Linked DNA regions of Homo sapiens: regions 1, 2 and 3 are each linked to region 4. The links are chromatin loops, found by intact Hi-C in ENCODE. Cell type or tissue: endothelial cell of umbilical vein. All regions are shown on one strand. Links, peaks and the distances in the headings refer to the core of each region. The heading gives the core; the rest is flanking DNA.

Evidence for each region. Hi-C counts contacts between places; a loop is a spot of excess contacts. Peaks named below come from ENCODE experiments on the same cell type or tissue, not always from the same donor. Only the 100,000 strongest peaks of a DNase experiment are listed, where the experiment ranks them.
Region 1: a loop joins it to region 4, with 7 times the contacts of the local background. A loop is called at or near these places in 10 of 110 quality-filtered maps.
Region 2: it touches region 4 in a loop (17-fold over the local background); 33 of 110 quality-filtered maps call a loop at or near these places.
Region 3: it touches region 4 in a loop (8-fold over the local background); 12 of 110 quality-filtered maps call a loop at or near these places.

Annotation. Positions count from the first base shown.
Region 1 is chr13:31,739,026-31,744,528 of GRCh38, forward strand. RXFP2 (relaxin family peptide receptor 2) reads left to right here and starts at 501. Exons shown (of 18, transcript NM_130806.5): 1 at 501-681. The coding sequence starts at 588. In endothelial cell of umbilical vein, for the core only: a CTCF peak has its summit at 3,277 (motif pointing left); a DNase peak (open chromatin) is centred at 3,246.
Region 2 is chr13:31,429,441-31,434,943 of GRCh38, forward strand. All of the region lies in intron 1 of LOC105370150 (a long non-coding RNA gene), which reads left to right. Among named protein-coding and RNA genes, the nearest start is that of B3GLCT, 230 kb to the left of the region's middle. In endothelial cell of umbilical vein, for the core only: a CTCF peak has its summit at 2,363 (motif pointing right); no DNase peak of the experiment used is centred there; H3K27me3 peaks cover 338 bases.
Region 3 is chr13:31,535,551-31,541,053 of GRCh38, forward strand. No RefSeq gene overlaps it. Among named protein-coding and RNA genes, the nearest start is that of RXFP2, 200 kb to the right of the region's middle. In endothelial cell of umbilical vein, for the core only: a CTCF peak has its summit at 2,704 (motif pointing right); a DNase peak (open chromatin) is centred at 2,731; H3K27me3 peaks cover 465 bases.
Region 4 is chr13:31,793,871-31,799,373 of GRCh38, forward strand. It overlaps RXFP2 (relaxin family peptide receptor 2), which reads left to right. Exons shown (of 18, transcript NM_130806.5): 17 at 3,331-3,549. It overlaps LOC105370152 (a long non-coding RNA gene), which reads right to left. Exons shown (of 3, transcript XR_941833.3): 3 at 2,505-3,622. Among named protein-coding and RNA genes, the nearest start is that of RXFP2, 57 kb to the left of the region's middle. In endothelial cell of umbilical vein, for the core only: no CTCF peak of the experiment used is centred there; a DNase peak (open chromatin) is centred at 3,481.

The DNA of each region.
Region 1 (5,503 bases), core at 166-5,165, 55 kb before region 4:
ATGTGAAGTGAAAATATTGTATGAATGTTTTACAGTAATTATTTAACACAATGCCATATATTTAAATTATCTTTTCATATGTCATTTGAAAACATTTAGGTACATTTGAATAGAAGTGGGTGTTCTTTGTGTATCTGTCAATAAGTAGTTTTTTACATTTGTTTATTGCATGAAAATATAATTGTAAAGGGTTTCATAGCCTATTCAGTGTAAGCCTATATCCTTCATATTTGAGAACTTCGATGTTTGGATTTAAACAGAGCAAATTGTACATGCTTTGGAGGAAAAAAATTTTTAAGTGATTAAAAAATATTTCTTATCAGATAATACCAAAGTCCTATTATACCTTCTTTTACACACCATAATGAATTAGTGATCAAGAACACAACTGTAGATTTAAACTAAAAGAAACAAAAAAGAAAGAACAAAAAAGACAGGCTGCATAGTGACAAGAATCCATCTCCCTTCATGCCAGTGAGGTTCTAGCTGTGAGCATGCTCAGAACATGGGAGGCACTGAACTTACTACATCAGAACTCCTGCTGAGGTATAAGAGGATACGTCTAATAACTCAATTGCTGTAAACCTATGATTGTTTTTCTGGTTTTTAAACATCTCTTCAGCCTCAGATTGATTACAATGTTCTTTCTACTTCATTTCATCGTTCTGATCAATGTCAAAGGTAAGGTTGCTACTTTCTCGTTTTAAATGAGTGCAATTCCCAAAAAATACATTTCTATGTAGTTCTATGGCAGTTGTAATAAATATATTGGGGTGTTTAAAAAAAAAACAGACATCAAATTTGCCTGGTATTTGTCATTATCTTTCATTGCTTGTAGTCCCACACAGCCTAGTAATTTTTAGATGCAACAAATTTTTCATGGAAACAAGCCTTTGTATGTTATTAAAGCTGTAGATAAAATATGTCAAAAAACAATGTTGACTATATCAATTAAAACATAGAAAACATTTTTGGCATTTGTTCTGAAAAGTGTGACAAATTAATAAACTAAAATTGTGTTTTGTGGAATTTCAACCTGTTGAAATATGCCCATAAAATTCAAGTAATTATTAGTAACTATCTTGCGTGAACATAATTAAACTGGGAACTCCAAAGCCACAGGCAGATCTAAAAAACAGTATCTGTCTCTAAGAGTAAACCTCTCTAAAATAAAGTTATTAAAAGTCTATACAAGTGCATTTACTTAGATAATTTTCTTTTGTTTTTAATTTGTGGAAATTTTTATTTCAGTCAAACTCTTAAGTTTCAAGTCAGTACCATTTTCATTGTAAAGCTCACCAAAAAATAAAACCTAAATCTTCACTTGTTTTTAAATAAAAAGATACGTTGTCAGCCTATACATTCATAAACAACCTATTAACCACACCCAAGATTTGCTGGGGTTTATTATTATTCAAAAATGTTTCTATTTTAATTTGTATTTTTTCTTAAAGAATTTTGATAAACCTCTGAGAATAAAGGTTAAAATTTGAAATTATTTTTATTTTCTGAGAAATTCGTTTTAGGTTTTTTAAATATTCAGTTTTATTAGGTGAATTCCAAGTGAATATTTTAAATCTTGAAATAAAATGCAATACTTATGAGGAATTATTTTAAAACTTCTAACAAACAAAAGATTTTTAAAAGGCTTAAAATATCTAAATTTTATTTTGAATTTAAAATAATACTAAAACTTTACTACAAATATTTAAAATCTATATCTCCATGCACCTAGCATGACTTTTATTTTATATTTTAATATCTCTTACATGAAAAGCTAAGGATTAACTAAGAAGAAACAATATATGAACTCACCTTGCATGCAGTACAGTTGCAACAAGCAGTCTATTTCTATATTTAAGGTCCTACTTCAGAAGTTCATGTTCTATCCACATTTGAATATTCAATTTTATACAATTTTAAGAATATACAGCTACAAAGCAGGTTCTTAAGACATGTCATAGAGCTCATCTGTGCCCTTAAAAAGTTCTTTAATGTACGGGACTATAACCACAGTTTAACCAATTTTACTATACTTTTGCTTTTATACATAATGCATTTAATTGATTTTGCTTAAACCGTTTATGAGATGAAAAACATCTATTACTAAAATAACATTTTGTGATTTACCATAATGTAAAGTCACCCTTTAAACTAAAAAAAAGTTCAATTAATAATTTTTGTTTGATTTTATTTCTAAGTAAAAGCCATATTTCAAACTCCTAGTACCAACCTAACAAATATTTATTGATTATAATCCTGGAAATTTTTATTTTCTAATTTTATATTACTTTTGACTACTAATTTAAACCTTTATGTTTAAAATGATTTCTTTTCAAAGCAAGACACATTAATCAATGCTTTGACATTTTATTCCTACTTATAAAAATAATAGAATTTGCTCTATAATTAGTAAAACTCTTTTCTTTTTCACAACAAAATTGTGGACAATTAAAACGGTAAGGCTTTTCATAGTAACCAAAGAAAGCTCATTTAGAGTTGCCTAAGAGTAAAGGTTGTCTTTTTAATTTAAATAATATTTGTGATAGACTCTTAGGCCAGATCTAAACAAAACATAAAATTAGAAATTATGTGATCGTCTTTTCTTCTCTGACCATCATCACTCTGGAGTGCCTAAGGAATGAGTGATTGCCTTAAGCTACAGGCACTAACAGACAACTATGCATAATGTATCTTATTATTATTACGTGTGTTTTATCATTAATTTATTCACTGTGTATCTCTGTTAACCAGCTTCAAACTACTTTTTAAAAAACATTTCTTAATGGACAAATTAGGAACCATATTACATATCAAAAACATGGGCTTATGTAGGAAATTAAAAGCATGAAGTATTGAGACTGCTACTTGGTAACTACCAATTGTGTTTTGTGGAATTTCAACCTGTTGAAATATGTCCATAAAATTCATGTAATTGTTAGTAACTATCTTGCGTTAACGTAATTAGACTGGGAACTCCAAAGCCACAGGCAGATCTAAAAACAGTATCTGTCTCTAAGAGTAAACATCTCTAAAATAAAGTTATTAAACATAACTTTAAACTTTTAAAAAACATTTCTTAATGGACAAATTAGGAACCATATTACAAATCAAAAACATGGGCTTATGTAAGAAAGTAAAAGCATGAAGCATTGAGGCTGCTACTTGGCAACTACCAATTGCTACTTAAATAATTTGCTTAACCTCCAAAATAGGTTAACCAAAACCGGGCCCGAACAGTATTTTGAGGGGAGCAGTGTTTGACTGCCCCCTAGTGGCCAGACTCAAGGCATGCCTGGCATGGTCCTTTCTTACGGATGTCAGTTTCACTTGGCCACTCTGACTTGAGAAAAGGTTTTCCATCTGAATTTTAATTTCACAACTTTATATTCATGCTGTGGATAGTTGTGAAAATCAATTATGTTTCAGGCCAGTCATCCCGAAGACTGACCTGCTTGCGGGCTGAATGAAGCCCACTGTGAGGGAGGAGGAAAAAGATTGGGAACATGGGAGTTAAAACCTTTAGAGATGTGTTATCTCTGAAGACGCCAGCTAAATACATCTCACAACAGATGCTTACTCGTGTGTTCATCTTACTGTGAATAAATATGACCAGATGTAATCAAAGAGTTTTAAGGCCTCTCACTTGAAGTGACAAAATTGCCTGCCATGTGAATTTTAGAGGCAAAATTGGGATGCTGCTTTCTAATAGGTTGGTATCGAAAAATGGCACATTTTTATTCTGGAATATAGTAAACCAAATAAAATTCAATTAGCAAAGAATGATTTTGTATAAATAGTTATGCAACAAAAAATGCAACTAATTTTTAGCAGTACATATCTATTTAAGAGCCCAGAATGGCTTGGTTTATTTATTTGGTAAACATATAACAACATTCTTTGGGTAAAATGAGTGTGCTTGTTTCACATGTGAAGTAGTAGTGGCATTAGAGGCCTAATTATCTAAAAACAAAAAATAAACCTCTCATATGCTTTACTCACCCGTACTTCCAGGTTTTTGCATGTATTTTAAAAAATTAAGTTTGCAGTGAAGGTCAATGTTGTTATCAGAAAAGTGCTCCGAAGCGAAAATAAAACAGCTGATTCAACAGTCATGTGATAAACAGACTTTTGAGTGTTTTAAGATGTAAAAAGAATTGAGATTGAGGCCATACGCAGTGGCTCACACCTGTAATCCTAGCACTTTGGGAGGCAAGCAGATCACTGAAGTCAGGAATTCAAGACCAGCCTGGAAAACATGGTGAAATCCCATCTCTATTAAAAATACAAAAATCAGGCAGGCATGGTGGTGCACACCTGTGGTCCCAGCTACTCGGGAGGCTGAGGCAAGAAGATTGCTTGAACCTGAGAGGCGGAGGTTGCAGTGAGCCGAGACTGCGCCACTGTACTCCAGCCTGGGCGACAGAGCGAGACTCTGTCTCAAAATTAAAAAAAAAAAAATTAAAGAATTGCGATTGAAAATTTAACTTTATTACAAAGTAAAAAGCCTTTACAACATGTTCAATGTGATTGATAAAGTTCTAGTCCTCCTTTCCCATCCTCCCCCTTCCCACTGTTCTGACTCGGGCCCCCTTGCTCCTGTTCAAGCCTCTCGCCTCTCCTTCCCATCTTTATTTATTCTCCCCTCCTCCCTGCCTCTGCAGGCATCTGTCTCAGATGCTCTCCCGGCCTGTCTTTTCTCCATTTTCATGTCTCGCCCTCCTACCCCCATCCCTATCTTCTTGCTGTCCTCACCTCTGAAATCTCCCTTCTGCTCACCTTGGGCCTGCTCTTCAGCTCTCTTGCTCTCTGAGTTCCCATATCCTCCAACTCTGCCTTTGTCCTGGCTACATCCCATTCTCGGTAACTCTCACACCTGCTCCATCCTGATTGGTCACATCTGGCTTTTCATTTCCACCTTGGAATACATCTATCCCTAGATTCGCCCCCTTAAGTATTCCTGTCTCTAATCACCTCCTGTCTTTGCCGAGCTCCCTCCCCAGGGGCTTCCTGGATCTTCTTTGTCTCCCTTTTTTGGCCTTTGCCTTCTTTCTATTATTTGTCTCTATCCCACAGTCTCCTGGCCCGACCAGTGGTCACCATGTCTGTTGCTTGCTAGAATACATGCCCAAATACCACCAAATGAATATTGTATCTCTGTATTACTTCAATACTGGTGTGCTCTCTTTTTCTAGGTCCAATGATTTGTCTACAATTCTAAAATCCAGAAAGCTCAGAAAACTGAGTTGATCACCTTTGCCTACAAAATCTGGTCAGAATTGGCCAGGAGCTATTTAGATTCTTTATGCACTTATTGTAAAATTTCATACACTGTGCTATAGAAAAATGTTCATGTGTTTGCTTAGGGAACTTTGCCCCAGGTCAGTAGGAAACTATATAGTTCATAGCATGTGCATTAACTTTCTAAAATTCTAAAAAATGTTATAAATTCTGCAACATATCTCTCCAAAGGGTTTCTGCTATGATGGTACAGATCTCCATT
Region 2 (5,503 bases), core at 322-5,321, 360 kb before region 4:
CTAATTTATGTTCCCATCAACAGTGTGCAAAGGTTCCCTTTTCTCCATATCCTCGCCAACAGTTGATATCCTTTATCTTTTTGATAATAGCCATCCTAACAGGTGTGAGGTGATATCTCATTGTGGTTTTAATTTTCATTTCTCTGATAATTAGTGATGCTGAGCATTTTCTCATATACCTGTTGACTATTTGTATGTCTTCTTTTGAGAAATGTCTATTCAGGTCCTTGCTCATTTTATAATCAAGTTATTTATTTTCTTGCTGTTGATGTATTTGAGTTTCTTGTATATTTTGGATATTAACCCCTTATCAAACATACGACTGGCAATATATAGGACATCTCTTCACTCTATTACTTGTTTTCTTTGCTGCGTGGAAGCTTTATAGTTTGAGGTAATCCTGTTGTCTATTTTCACTTTTGTTGCCTGTGCTTTTGGGGTCATATCCAAAAAATTATTGCCCAGAAAAAGCTCATGTTGTTTTCCTCTTATGTTTTCTTCTTGTAGTTTTATAGTTTCAGGTCTTGGTCTTAAATTCCAGTCATTAATCCACCTTTTTTTTGTTGGTTTGTTTTTTGTTTTTTGTGGATTTTTTTTGAGACAGAGTCTCGCTCTGTTGCCCAGGCTAGAGTGCACGGGTGCGATCTTGGCTCACTGCAACCTCCGCCTCCCAGGTTCAAGCGATTCTCCTGCCTCGATCTCCCAAGTAGCTGGGATTACAGGCATGTGCCACCACGCCCGGCTAATTTTTTGTAGTAGAGATGGGGTTTCACTGTGTTAGCTAGGCTGGTCTCGATCTCCTGACCTCGTGATCCACCTGCCTTGGCGTCCCAAAGTGCTGAGATTACAGGCATGAGCCACCGCCTCCAGGCCATTAATCCATCTTGAGTTGATTTTTGTATATGGTGTGAAATGATGGCCCATTTTCATTCTTCTGCATGTGGATATCCAGTTTTTCCAACTCCATTTATTGAAGAGATTCTCCCCATTGTGTGTTCTTGGTGCCTTTGTTGAAAATCAATTGACTGTAAATGCTTGGGTTTATTTCCAGCTAAAGCACTTTCTTTGGTTTAGCTCTGAGTCATCTCCATTTTCCTCTGTTTAGGAAGTCTTCTTTTCACTGTGACTGACCCTCCTCCTTCACTTTTCCCACATTTTCTGGAAATATAATATTTTATCAGTTACGTTTCAGTTCAGAAGTTTTTTTCCTGTAGGAAGCCTCCCTGATTCCCCAAGTCTGGATGAGAAGGTGTGAGAGGCAGAGTACTGGCTCCCCAAAATGTCCATGTCATTAATGCCCTGTACCTGTGGATATATGACCTTGTGTGGCCACAGGACGTCGCAGATGCTATTAAGTTAAGAATACTGAGATGAGGAAATAATCTTAGGTGATGGAGATGAGCAGTGTGATCACAAGGATCCCAATAAGAGGGAGTCAAGAGAGTCAGAATCAGAGGCGATGTGACTGTGGATGCTCCAGAAGCCGGAAAAGGCAAGAAAACATATTCTTCCATAGAGTGTCCACAGGAACACGGCTCTGCGCACTCCTTGATTTAGCCTTGTAAAACCCATTTTGGACTTCTAAACTCCAGAACTATAAAATAATCCATTTGTGTTGTTTTAAGCCACTCAATTTGTAGCAATCTGTTGCAGTAGCAACAGGAAACTCATACAGATGGCTTTCCCTGTGCTTCCATACCTTCCACACTCTATGTCTTCACACTGCAGATTCTATTTCAATGGCTCTATTACCTGCTCATCTCCTAAGTAGCCCATAAGATCTGTAAGAGAATGCACTGAATCAATCTTATGCAACTGATATTCTCAAGTACAAACATTGCTCTTGGAACATACCTGGTGCGAAATTAATATTTTTTGGATGAATGCTTGTCAAACGTGTGGAAATGCTATAATGGGTTTTCCAGGTCTCTCAGGGAATAATTATGAGGAGAAGGTAAGTGTGGTGTTTCTTTGTAGGCTTACCTCAATCTTAAGTATATATACTATATAGAAGGAGCAAAAGTTACTGCTTTTTCTTCATGGGATCATTCTTAGCTTGGTTTGCTTGGCTTTGCATGCCTGGAAATTGACACTTTAATAAAGTGCTTTCTTGTGTTTGCAATCCTGCAGGCACAAGATCCCTTGTTATGAAGAGCTTAAAATAACCTTTCTCAATTACTAGCCTCTCCTGCCTGAAACCTCAGGTTAGTGATGTCAAACAACTTACGATCGGCAGGTGACATACTGTCATTTGGGAGAGTTCTTAAAACTAGATATTCCCAAGCTAAGGCCTGGACCTCTAGCATCAGAATCTCCAGGAGAGGGATCTAGTTCTGCAGGTGATTCTGATGCAGATCCAAATTTGGGAACCCCTGAGACTCAACCCTACAGGAACGTGAAGTGCAGCTGTCACTTTGGCCACTAGATGGCAGGCTTTACTCTCCACCCTGTGGTTCCAGCACAGAAAACTTGTTACAACACCCCACCCACCCCACCCCAAGGGAAATTTAGTATGCTTTGGGCCAAGTGCTAGAATAGATATTTTCGTATGCTTTATCCCGTTGAGCTTCGCAAACACATTGAAAGTTAGGCATCATTATCCCCAATTTACAGATGAAGAAACTGAGGCCTGTGGGATAACACAGAAAGATCATATGCTTTCCATTTAACCATGCTGCCTTAATCTGTTTGGCTTAGACAATTAACTGTCTTGCCTGTAGGAGTTCAGTGAATATTTGTTTAACACATTAACAGATAAACTTAAGCCTGAGAGCAGCACCAGGTGATATCTCTAATTTTCTTCCAAAGCAACTTTATTACAATAATTTATCTTTATTTCAGTTTTCATAAAAGGGCAAGGAGAAATAAACACGAGTTAAATGCATTGCCTTTTAAATTTCTTGGATGGTCTTTGAAGACGAATATGCAGAAGTCTAGTGGTGGGCATGCTGAAAAGATAATCATATTCAGGATATCCAGTGTGGCCACCGATACAACGTGGTCTTATGACACTAGAGGGAATGAGGCTCCTTGAGAGGTGTGGCTCAAAAATTGTGTACCTCCAAGCCAGGATGCTGGTCGGCATGTGGTGTGTGTGTATCTCTCATGTGTGGGGGAGGCCTGTGTGGTGTGTGAGTGTGAAAGGATGGGGGCCAGGGAAAGATGGAAGAGAGAGAGGACATTTGACCTTTCAGTCCTTGTTTCAGTGAGAACATCCAAATGTTATCCTTTTATGTATTGGTACCCCATATGAGATTCTTTTTGGAAAAATGGTTTCCGTGGCCATTAAGAGGCAGAAACTGTTGACCTACGTCATTGTCCAGACTGATAAGCAATTGTATTATTTTGTGCAGAATTTTAATCTGCATTAGCAACATACATAGGCTCAACAAAACACTTTGAATGTATTCTTAAGATGTTTCAGTTAAGGTAAAAATGTTTAAGGTTTGTAGGAAAAAAAGAAAATGAGACACAAAAACAATTACCATGAAAGTCCAAAAATGGTATAAATAAGAAAGGTTCAGACAGAAGTACTTTTAAAATCTACTCTGCTTTATTTCTTCTGTTAAAAGCCAATACGATCTATTAACACGAATGATGAAACTAAAAACGAGAAATCCCTCCTTTTTAGCAACTCTGTCCTGAATGAGGGACAGGATTATGTGACAAAGGACCTCATGAAGGTCTGTGAAATGCCCTGTATAATCCAGATCATTGCAACGGGAAAGTGACTTGGTGGGCCTATACGTGGGTTGCTGAACATTGCCTCAACCTCCCTCCTGCCACCCTGCCAAGATTTTACAGGGACTTAGGAAGGAGACGTCATAAACAGTGGGATCAGCTCAGTAAGCTTGTGTGATTAATACTATGTTTCCCTTTTTCAGTTGCTTAGCATCAAAAAGGAAAAAAATAAGGATTACAAAAAATCAATATCAAGCATAACATAGGATTGGAAACACAGCAATGGTTGGAACAAATTAGAAACACATTTTCATCATCTGACTCCAATAACAAAAGGAAACACCCTTTCCTTCTTTGGGAGCTGTAGCTCTCTGGAGTTTTCAGAAGTCCAAAGGGGGAGACAATGTGGTCTCCAGGTGAGGCTGTAACTGGATCCTGCCAAGTCTCTAATGGTCCCTCTGACACCCTTTCCCCTTAAACTACACCCATCTTGTCTCTTCCCAGGACTCTGTGTCTTTCAGGGGCAGAAGGGGATGGTAGCATTATTCTGGAGATTTTGAACATCTGACAAACCTCCCCTGGTAACTTTTTAGCTGCCTTCCTGGCCCTTAGGGTGAAAGGGGGCAAAATCAAGACCCTTATATTTTGGAGCGATTTTTAAAAACTTCACCAAACAGTTTTGTTAAAATAGATATTTATTTTTCAGCTTTCTTTTGTTCTCCAGTGTTTACATGCTAAGTGTACACGCTCGCATATTCTTGCATATTTCACAATATTCTTTAAAAAAGCTGTTCGGTTTCTTGTGACAGGAATTCAGACCTGGCTTCTGAGCTGTGGCACAGCAGAGGAAAGGCAGCCAGCACGGGATCTGAAACAGCCCGAGGGGCCTTCCCTCATTAGCCCTTTTGATACCCAGTGAAGAGTCACTCTGTCTTTACAACATCTTATTTTCTTTTTACTTGTAGCGCTGAACTCTGGAGGTAATGAGATATCATTGTCACACTCTCTCTCTCCCCCCTATTTAAATGTGCATTCTGTGAAGGTGGGAAGCTTAAACAGTGCCTGGTATATAATAATTGATCAACAAATATTTGTTGAAAAATGGGAAGATACTTATTTAGATAGTGAAGGGCGTGTGGGGGGTGGGCAGGATTGCTGCTCTGGGTGCAGTCTGGACAGCTAAGTATTAACCAGCTCAGCGAAGGGTCAGCAGGGACAGCCTTTTATACCCTGCCCTCTTGGTACCCTAGTTCTTGTCTGGTATTGAGAAAGAATCAGGTTACAAGAAATAATTGAAGGGTGGTGAATGTGGAGGACTTTATTGAGTGGTGGAAGTGGCTCTCAGCAGAAAGGGGAACTGGAAAGCGGGTGGAGTGGGAAGACAATCTTCCCCTGGAGTCCAGCCATCCCTAGCTGAACTCCTCTCCGACCACAGTCTCCGACATCCAGCTGTTTCTTCTCCTCTTGATGTTCAGACACTTCTCTCTTCTGTGTGTATGACTGCTGAGTCTGGGGTCTGGGGTTCTCATGGGTACAGAATAGGGGACGGGATGGGCCAAAAGGCAACATTTGGCCAGGAAAACAGGGATAGTTCTCACTTTGGGCCACGGGTCTAGGTTTAAGGGTGGAGCCCTCGTCAGGAACTCTGCCCTCTTCTACCCGGTATTTCCCTGCCTCCTGGCCTTATCAATGTTACCTCCCGGACTTATCAATGTCACGTCTTCCTCAAGTTCCTAGTGTCGCCCAGTCCAAGTCAATGACTCAGTAGATTAATCAGCAACCTTTTCTCTCAAATTGTCAAAAGCTGTTCAGAGTTATTGAA
Region 3 (5,503 bases), core at 402-5,401, 260 kb before region 4:
TAATGTGTTAATTTGATAATTTTATATCATGGAATATTGCTTATTTTCATCTTCAGAAATGCAATTGGTATACTGATGTAAAATTCATAAAATTCAGAAGATTGCTTTGGCTCTGGTCTTCGTAATAGAAGTTTTGTGATGCCTTAAAAAAATGTATTAATGTTTTGCCTTGAGGCCCTTGGCTTTCTTTATCATCTCTGTCTCTTCTACCCCTGCAATAAGTGATTCCCTAAAAGCATCCCTATGTTTTGTGCTATCTTGTTTTGTCCTGTAGAATTAATAAAAAAGGAGCTGTTGGCAGCTTTTGTGGGCAACTCCTCATGTCTTTTTGGGGTCCCCAGGTGCCTGATGAAGCCACCCCTGTGTCTTTTGCTTCGTTACCTTCTACATGAAAAAGGGAATTAAAAGTCATTTCCACCTGCCCTGCATTTGCCTTGTGGCTTCAAGAATATGAAAACTAATCAAAAGTGGAAATTGCAGCTTTTTATAACATCTCGCAGCAGGGGCCTTTTCTTTAAAAAGGCAGAAAAAAGAAAATGGAACAGAAGAATTGACAGTTAAACTCATAGGGCCCCAAAACCTTCAAAGTTTCATCTCTAGGGTCTTCTGAAAAGAAAAAGCCTGTGCTCTGGAGGTTTTTACCTCCAGGACTTAATGTACGAAGATGCTTTTGACACTTCAAAGGGGTTTGATGTTTCACAGTTATGGGCAGATTTCCTCAAAGTTGCATTTTGCCTGATATGCTGTTCAATGTTGTTCTTCACATGGGCGATTTCAGCAAGAGCTACATTCTAACCTCTCTTAGATCTTGAAAATCACTCATCCTGCTATTCTAGGAAATCTAATCTATCAACAGCTGAAAACTTCACCTAAACACCACGGACTGGGTGAAGAAAGGAAACAGATGATGATTTTTAATTACTGCCTTGAGTCAGGTGCCCAGAAACGTCTCCCCACTCACTGTCCTGCAAATGGTTTTTAGGGTGTAAGGAGAGCTATGCATATTTTGGTTAGTAAGAGTAAATCTGTGTGTGTGTGTATGTGTGTGTGTGTGTGTGTGTGTGTGTGTGTGTGTGTGTTTTGATGTACTCCCTGATTCCTTCTGTGAGCTTCAATTTCATTTTGTCAGCTCCAGGATATCTGTTCTCAAGAAAGGAAATTTGAGACACCTGAATTTTGCTGTGTTTATTGCTGTTAATCTTTAGTGCCTCTCCCCTCCAAGTATTTACTGAAAACATTGTGTAACTTATTTGGAAGAATGTCGATACCTGTATAACATTGCTCAGAGAACTTTTAAAAATCCACCAGAGAAAACATCTGACACACAAAAAATATCTTAAGTCTCATTCACACACACACAAACACACACACATACGCACACACACAAATTCCTTGAAAGAAACTCAGAAAACCACGGAAAAAGAAATAAGATTTTGGATGTTGCTGGAGACAAACTGCATCAGAGAGATTAATTTTAAAAGCATTTTATGGTTTTCACACAGCTTAGCATGGAAGAAGTGACCAGGTCAAGAATGGTCTTCATTTTTAGTAAATTAGGCAGGATGCTCTGAAGCAGTGGCTTGCTCTGATTCTCTAATTGTCTTTCTAAGCATTGGTTTTATGAAATCTTACTGCCCATCCTGCTGACAGCATAGCACACAGGGCAGAATTCAAGCTCAGTGTGGATGTGTCCAGCTTCAGGTCAGTGAATCAGTGGCAGGGTCACATCCTGAGTTTACAACCTTTAAATTATGGTCTCCCTGCTCTACAGCCAGGGAGCTCGGTTTTGCTATTTCAGGATACAAGCTATTGATTTGTGAGGCAATACTTCAACAATTAATCAAGAAATAATTATTCATGGAGCATCTTTAATTTGTTGTATATTCCCTGGGACTGATTGGGAGTACCCTTTATCTGTCCTTGCATAGCTGATGCTAATCTGGTTGGGGAGAAGCTTTGTTTAATATGTATTAGACACTAAGCAATGAGCAAGCTATGCCAGTCAATACTATCAATGTAATTAATGTTGTTAATATGCAACTTTTTTTGGGGCTCACATGAGAGTAAGATCTATGAGGGCAGAAACTATATAGGAAGGCTTCCATCAGAAAGGCGATTAAATGAGCCACAGGGAAAAGGAGATGCATTATTGGCTGGAGTGGGGTGGTAGAACATAGAATAGAATAGCCTACTTAGGAAAAATCATATCTGAATAGAAGTGTAGGTTCATCCTATACCTCCACCCTCATGTTCCTGCATAAATCGCCACATAGTCTAAGCTTCAGCTAGGAGCTTAGACCACTTTTGACCATTTATTATTATCTTTATTCATTTTTATTCATGTTTTCATTCAATGAAATGAATATTTATGGAATGCCTGCCTAGTGTTAATACTTTACCAGTCACTGAGGGCTCAAGGGTGAGTAAGTGGCCATGGTTGCATGCTGGTTATGAGCATGGATTTTGGAGTCAAATAGACTTGACTAAGGGCTGTCTCTGATAACTACCAGCTGAACAAATTATTTAAATTCTCAAAGCATCATTTTTGTCATTAGCAAATAAGAATACCTCACAAGGTTGTTTATAACTAGAATTTTGCCTGGCCTTCCTCCTTATCAGTTTTTCTCTATAGAATAATTGCTTCCTCTTTCCTGAAGTTTTGGGATGTTTCCGAAAGTGGAAGCTGTTTGATATGTGTCCTCCAGAGGGCAGTCCCCTGCAGATACTCTCCCAGATTCTCAGGACTTTCCTGACTTCTAGCCATCCTATAGACCGGTGTTGAGCTCTTCCTTTGATTCTGTGAATTATTACACATCTGTGTGTATGATATGATCATGGTCCTGTGCTTTAGAAACATCTCTCTGATGTGGAAGAAATGAAGCCGGGTATTTTGCCCAATTAGAGCTGCCTAGACTAGCTATAATCTCTCTAATAGTGATATCCATATGCAGACAGAGACAGATTGAGTAGTCAAAAATGCTTTAGCTAAACCAATAACTCACTCAGCATTTATAGGTTGAAATTAATTATAGGAGAAATTGGTTCCTGTCTTTTTATAACTTAAGTGGAAAAATATAATCTTCTATAACAAATGTTATAGCGTAAGTGGTTGGACTATTCAACCCTATAACTCAGCAGTTATATACCTTGGAAGGTCTATTTTTTATCACCTTAAATACTAGTAAACACAGACGCTTTATAAAGTGATAACCAGGAGAAGATGCTGTACATTTGTAATCTTTAGAACTCAGCCCCACTTGGCTGGCTGCCAACAATGCTTCCAACTTATTGTGTTTTCATGGCCACAGGAATGTAAACATTCCATAACCTCTTCTTCCTTGTCATTCCTAGAAGAGCAATTTGAAGGCAGTATTAATAATGCTTCACGTATATATCCCCACAGGGTTACTTTCTCTTTCTTTGCAAGTCCTCATGCTAAATACTGTCATAACTCACTAATCTATAACCAAGGTCAGTAAAGATTTAAAGAGGATCCTCTTTGATTCTACATTGGACATTCTATAGAGAATCAACTGAAAACAAGATTGGAGACATTCTGGAGATGACAGTCATCTGAATATGAATAATGGAAATGGGAATGTGTTAAGAAGTACTTACATGATGGACTCAATGAAACTTGGTGACTTATTGGGGGAAAGCATTGAGGGAAAATTAGGAAAGAATGAGACCAGGGATAACACCTAGGTTTCTATCTTAGGTAACTCTGGATGATGGTGACATTATATGAATCGGAGCACAGGTGGGGGAACGTATTGGGGGGTAAGATGATGCAATTCTGTGTGGGCATGCTGCATTTGAGGGCTTGTTAACTGTGTAGTGTATCGAATATTCTGGTTTCTTCCTCCTGGATCCCCTCTCTGCCTGATGAATGCAGGAGTGACCATGTGGACCTTCCAGGCACAAGGCTTAAGAGCCAGATGTTTTCCATACAATCTCGGTCTCAGACGAAAAACAACGTAGAGTCTCAACTGATTTGAGATGAGTATGTAGTGTAAGCAAGGCATAAACCTATTTTTTACCATAAGCTGCTGGAATTTGGGATCATTTATTTCCTCAGCTCAATGTAGCTGATATTTACTGTCACAACATCTAAGTTACGTCTGTGGAAAAGGCACCAACTCTCAGAAGAGACATCAGGACTGAAGACACAGATTTGGAAATCTTCCTTGTTTAGATGGTAGCCATACTTACTACAGGGGGTGCTATTTTCTAGAGAGATTACAGATAGATTAATAAGAGAAGGGAGTCTATATCAGTGAAGGTCAAACCAAGCCAGAAATAAAGAAACCACATTGGGTATTTAAAACAAAGATAATTTAATACAAGGAATTTTGTGCATAAGTAATGAAAGAGCTGAAAAGCTAAACTATGACACAGAGATACCATCCGGAGATTAGCAATAGCAGCAAGTCACCACCACCCCTGGCCAGAAGGACAAAGAGAGGAGGGGGTATGACCAGAGACCCGAGTTCAAGGTCTTTGGCAGAAGGTGGGACCACAGCAGGCCTGTTACTGAGAACTGGAGCCACAGAGTAACACAGCTACTGCTGGAGACACCAGAGGAGACAGACACGGGGGGAGTTAGCCTCCCTGTGATATAGAGAATCACTTACATTTTAGACTTGATCTTCCCTGCTACAATTATGTAGCAGTAATCTGATTCCCCCTTGGAAACTAACCTCATTCACCTGAGCCAGTAAAGCAACCTCCTGTCTGTCTATTGGTTCAAGAACGTGAGGAGCTCAAATAGCCAAGTGACAGTCTCATTTCCAGCTTACTGGGATCCTTGTTGTGTCACTTGGTAGAAACACTCCTTCCTTGGCTTCAGGGAGAGGAAGCAAAAATTCTACAAGTGTGCTATGAAGTATAAACAGCACCCATGCCCAGTTCCACCACGTGGACCCAGAATGCATGCATTGTTGCTATGGGAGAAATAGCATCATATGTTGATGATTCATTCAAAGCATACACTGAGGCCATAACTGAATCTTCAGTGGATCTGAGTTGACATTAATTTAATCCTTAGGGACATAAAATGTCACAGTAATGTTTGAGTGTCAAAAACACCTAGGGTTAGGCAGCAGTTCTGCCACTTACTAACTCAGGCACTTCACTTAACTCTTCTGAAACTTATTTTACTTTTGCATTAAATAAAAAAATTTAAAATGCCAACAGGATATTACTTGGGCCAATACATGAATGTTGAAAACACCCAAGAAAATGACAAATCATGAGGAGGAGAGAAAGACTTTATCAACAACAGCAGGTGGAGAAAAGTTTAGACAAAGAACATGAGCCTCAGAGGTGCAGGAACTTTACCTTTGTGACTTTGTTAATGTCACTTTGTTTATTTCTTCTGCTGGATGTTTTAGCTGTCATGTAGAATCCTGCTCATCTTTCAAAGATCAGCTCAAATGCCACTTCCTCCATGAAGCTTTGCTTAATGGGAGTTATCATCAACAGCAGCTCATAAAATATTTAC
Region 4 (5,503 bases), core at 367-5,366:
CAGTCTCTACCCACTGCTGTTGCCTTAGTTGGAAACCTTACTCCCTCAACCCTGAATTATTACCTTATCCCTTACTGGTCTCGTAACCTCTGGGACCTTCCCCTTCCTCTCATTTATCTATTCACTACCATTGTTATATTCTCTGACTATCAAAAGGACTGTGTACACCTCCACTCAGAGACCTTCAGTGGCTCCCTAGTACTATCAAGGTCAAGTTTAAATTAGTCACTTAAAACTCATCATGACATGACCCTAACCATCATGCCCAGTTCTTCTCCATTACTCCTTCTCTTCCTCCTCTGAAAAACAGAACATTTAGTTTGCACCACTTTAGTAATACCCCTCACACACTACCCTATTTGGTAGTTATTTGGTCATAGATATGTCATTCCCAGGATCCAGAGTATTACAGGCTGTTCTTTGTATTTCCTTATCATTCATTCCCTCATTACTCCTAACATAGGTGCACTTAATAGAGACTCTCCCTGAAACACACACCACACACACACACACACACACACACACACACACACACACACCATGACATGCATTGTTCAAATAGGCATTTATTCAGCACTCACTATAGGCTGTGCACTATATACTATATTAGGTACGGGAGAAACAACAGATCCAGCCTCAAAGGCCTTACAGACCACAGAGGAGGAGGCAGACAAGTCAACATGTCCTCACATCACACACAGGCTGATAAATGCCATCAAGGAAGAGTACAGAATGTTCTAGGAGCCCCAGATCTGAGTAACAGGGAAGGCTTCCCAAAAGAAATGAATTCAAACTGAGGCCCAAAGGATGAGGAGGTATTAGCCAAGCGAAGGCAGAGGAGGGTGGGGTGGGGTCTGTGTTCCAGGAAGACATAGTGGATTCCCAGGCTCAAAGCCAGGGAACAGGGTAAGATGAAGGACTGAAGAAACTCATTTGGTGGAGCATACCATGCAGGCATGGAGCTCGGCCCAAAGGAGTTAAGTATCTGGGATATATTCCAGATAGACAAAGAGATCGTCACACACACACACAAACACACACTCACAAAATCATCATCATCATCAATTTGCATATGAGAGGAAGAGTCCCAGAGCTCTAAAGTACAATTTTTTTTCTGTTTGAAGAATATAAGAATACATAATTTTTAATTAATTTTTTATTTGAAAATAGTTTTCATTTTAGGAAAGGTGCAAAGATAATACAATTTTCCACATATGCCCCACCTGGTTTCCCCTATTGTTAACATCTTTCTTATATTACTATCGTGCATTTAGAGCATACACTTTTTTTTTTTTTTGAGACAGAGTCTTGCCCTGTCTCCCAGGCTGGAGTGCAGTAGCGCCATCTCGGCTCCCTGCAACCTCCGCCTCCCAGGTTCAAGTGATTATTTCGCCTCAGACTCCCAAGTAGCTGGGATTACAGGTGCCCACCACCATGCCCCGCTAATTTTTATATTTTTAGTAGAGTCCAGGTTTCACCACGTTGGCCAGGCTGGTCTCAAACTCCTGACCTCAAGCGATCCGCCCACCTCGGTTTCCCAAAGTGCTGGGATTACAGGTGTGAGTGACCACACCCAGCCTAGAACATACACTTTTGATCCTTTCTGTAAGTCTGCTATCAGAATTTGGGGCAGGGGAGCATTTTCTAACAGAGTGATTATCTTTTACGCTTAACTAAATTTTTTGGAAAGAGGCCTAAGACAACTAGTTTTATAAAATTTTACCGTATGGCTTTATACTATGATTTCATTGAATACGAAATGATTTGGATAAAAATAACAGATCACCTTGAATTTAAAGTATTTTTACCCTAGACTTCACCAATCTTACATACAGTCTAGGTTCAGATTCATATTTTTTAACAACTTTGAAAATATATGCAAGTCTTATTTTCACTGTGAGAAATGAGATGATCACTCAGGATTTTAGCGACAGCAAGAATAAAGCAAAGAGTGACTAAGAAGTCAGCATGAAAGGTAATAGTGATGTTAGGTGGGAATCTTGTGAATATATTTGGGCCCAAAAGAATAATTCACATAGTTGAATTTTTAACTTTTTTCTTTTTTTTAATAAAATTAGTCTAAAGGTTCTGAACCACAGTAGTTTAATTTACTGTAAGAAACATGAAGAAAAATAAACAAAAATACATTTTTGTTCTATGTGTTATTCTTTTTTTTTTTTTTTTTTTTTTTTTTTTTGAGACGGAGTCTTGCTCTGTCGCCCAGGCTGGAGTGCAGTGGCGCAATCTCGGCTCACTGCAAGCTCCGCTTCCCGGGTTCACGCCATTCTCCTGCCTCAGCCTCCCGAGTAGCTGGGACTACAGGCGCCCGCCACCGCGCCCGGCTAATTTTTTGTATTTTTAGTAGAGACGGGGTTTCACCTTGTTAGCCAGGATGGTCTCGATCTCCTGACCTCATGATCCACCCGCCTCGGCCTCCCAACTATGTGTTATTCTTAAGACCAAAAACATTAGGAATAATGTTTCTCAGACAATTATATTCATGATAAATTCCAAGGTTATTTTATTCATTTATTAAAATTATTTTTATTTATTTTTATTCTTTTATTATTCATGTTTATAGGATAAGAAAATGGGGTTGTTTTTATTTTTTGAGATGTGCATATGATTACAGTAATCCCTTAAGGTTTGAATCTGCAGAGAGCTGAAAACAAAAATAGCTTCTTTTCATGCTTTAAAAGAGCTAGAGTTTACTTCATGATATGCCTAGATCTGAATTTTAGAAGTCTATAATTCCTCATAAGGGTTTATGTATTTGAAATCTCTTTTTCATCTGGTGAACCCAATTTCTTTGTTTTTATTCCCTTGAACCTGGGTTTTACCTAACACCACTGGGCTTATATAAAAGAATGCTTCCTGGAAGTGCCCGTGGAAGAGGCACTGTATTTAACATCTAAGTACAGGTTAAGCATTTGTAATTTGAAAATCCAAAATTTGAAATGCTCTAAAATATGGAACTTTTTGAGCATCAACATGATGCCACAAGTGGAAAATTCCACACCTGAAGCTTTTGCTGTCTGATGGTTCAATGTATGCAAACTTTGTTTCATGCCCAAAATTATTTAAAATATTGTACAAAATTACTTTCAGACTATGTGTATAAGGTGTATATGAAACATAAATAAATTTTGTGTTTAGACTTGGGAACCATTTCCAAGATATATCATTATGAATGTGTAAATATTCCGAAATCCGAAATCCAAAACATTTCTGGTTTCAAACATTTTGGGTAAGGGATACTCAACCTGTACCACAGTAATTTTACTGTTGACTTTTACGCCTGAGATGTTAAAAGTGTGCTTTTCCCAACAGGTGTGAACTTGCTGGCTTTTCTCATCATTGTGTTTTCCTATATTACTATGTTCTGTTCCATTCAAAAAACCGCCTTGCAGACCACAGAAGTAAGGAATTGTTTTGGAAGAGAGGTGGCTGTTGCAAATCGTTTCTTTTTTATAGTGTTCTCTGATGCCATCTGCTGGATTCCTGTATTTGTAGTTAAAATCCTTTCCCTCTTCCGGGTGGAAATACCAGGTCAGTCTCTTCTATCATTCCCAAGTATAATACATCGTGCCTTCTTACGTCCTTCTTTTGACAAGGCCAGAGTCTAGGACACATAATAAATTATTCATAAAAACCAATACAAAGTTATTTCCCTCCATGTTTTATAATCAGTATTATAAAATAGAAACTGAGTAGTGGTGCAATCCAACCAGGAATAATAAAAAGCAGGAGCTACAGAGAAACTAAGTCTGAGTATCTTGCTTCTATCTGAGCAAGACATTGGTTCTTCACTAGGAGTATGCATAAAACAATCAAAATATACATGCCCAGGTTCCACCCGGGACTGTTTTGTCTCTAGAGGCTAAAACCTATAGATGGATGTTATGTAAAAATTCCCCTGTGATTCTGATGCACACTCATCTGGCTAGAACCACCATTCTATTCCATGGTCCTAGCCATAAAATGTCATGCTGGGCTCTGCGGAGCACGAGATATTTCCTGAAAGAGTCTCCTCCAAAAGGCCAAATTCCCTGAACACACCTCTACTTCAACCAGAGAAAATCACCTTTCCTTAGCAGAATTTCATCTGAAGCCCCTTCTGGAATCTAGAGATCACAGCTATTTAGGGGCCACCACCCAGGGCTTTAACCTAACTCTCAGTAAAATAGTTTGGAATCATCGTCAACCTACTGTTCCAGCCGATAGCAGATCTACTTGGGAGTTGATCCAAGACAGTAATTGTGTCTTATACATCTTGACTCCTCAGTGTCAAGCAGGATGCCTGATACTTTGATAGCCCTTATGAAAGAGTGATGAATGCACAGACGATAAACAGCTGTAACAACCTATGTCCCTCCTGTGCACTCAGTTGTGAGGCTATGTCAAATATCTTGCTGCAAAATACCACACAACATTCACAACATCCTCTTAAGCTATCAGTTCTGTCTCCACATGGCACAGATGCTCCTCAGGCCGTGTAGGATACGAAAGTGAAAATTAGGAAGGAGATCAGGTCAGGGCTGAATACTTGGAAGCCTTTGCTGGGTGGTGAAAGAAGAAGCCATAAGAGGGTTTTGTGGGAGGTCATGTGGGGAGACCCAGTTGCACGTGAAGAACAGAGATAATTAAATGTTAATAGTCACAGTTGTTCACTTGATGAACAGCCTCCAATCTATTACTGCTACCTGGACATCTCAATTTTACACCCTAACCTTTCAAATTCAGCAGGACAAAAGTGTCCGTTGGCCTCCATTGCTCATGGAACAAAGTCCAAGTGCTGGGATGAGCATTATAATATTTCTTACCTCCCACCCTCGTACACTGTGATCCAGGCCCACTGGAATGATTGGGCTTTGTTTTCTATGCTTTTCTGAGAAGACACCAGCCTTTCCTGAAGCTGTCCCCCCAACCTGGATTATACTTTCACCTTCTAAGATTTTAGCGTACTAAACACCACTTCCCATCCTCCAAGGCTCAACCCAAATACTCCCTCTTCTATGGTGCAGTGCCATTTTCGATCTCTTCTCACCCCACTTTCATGCAATCCAGTTGCTTAAACATCCATGATGGTTTGTTTACACCAGGTTTATTGGCCTCATGTGAACTGCCTCATAGCGACACTATTTCTTAGTGTGTCCATTGTGTCCTTCAGATGATAAGCTTGGGGAGGCGTGTATGTCTTATTCTTCTGTGCATTTTCCACAGTGTTTTTCACATAGTGCTTTTGAGTAAATGATTAGTCAACTAAAGAAGGTGAGCTGGTCCAAGAGTGATGGAATAGGGGATCAGTCTCATCAACCCCCTCCCCACTACTGTCTCCACACTTTCTTCAAAAAAAAAAAAAATGGAGTCTCGCTCTGTTGCCCAGGCTGGAGTGCAGTGGTGTGATCCCAACTGACTGCAACCTCTGCCTCCCTGGTTCAAGCGATTCTCATGCCTCAGCCTCCCGAGTAGCTGGGATTACAGAAGTGCACCACCACACCTC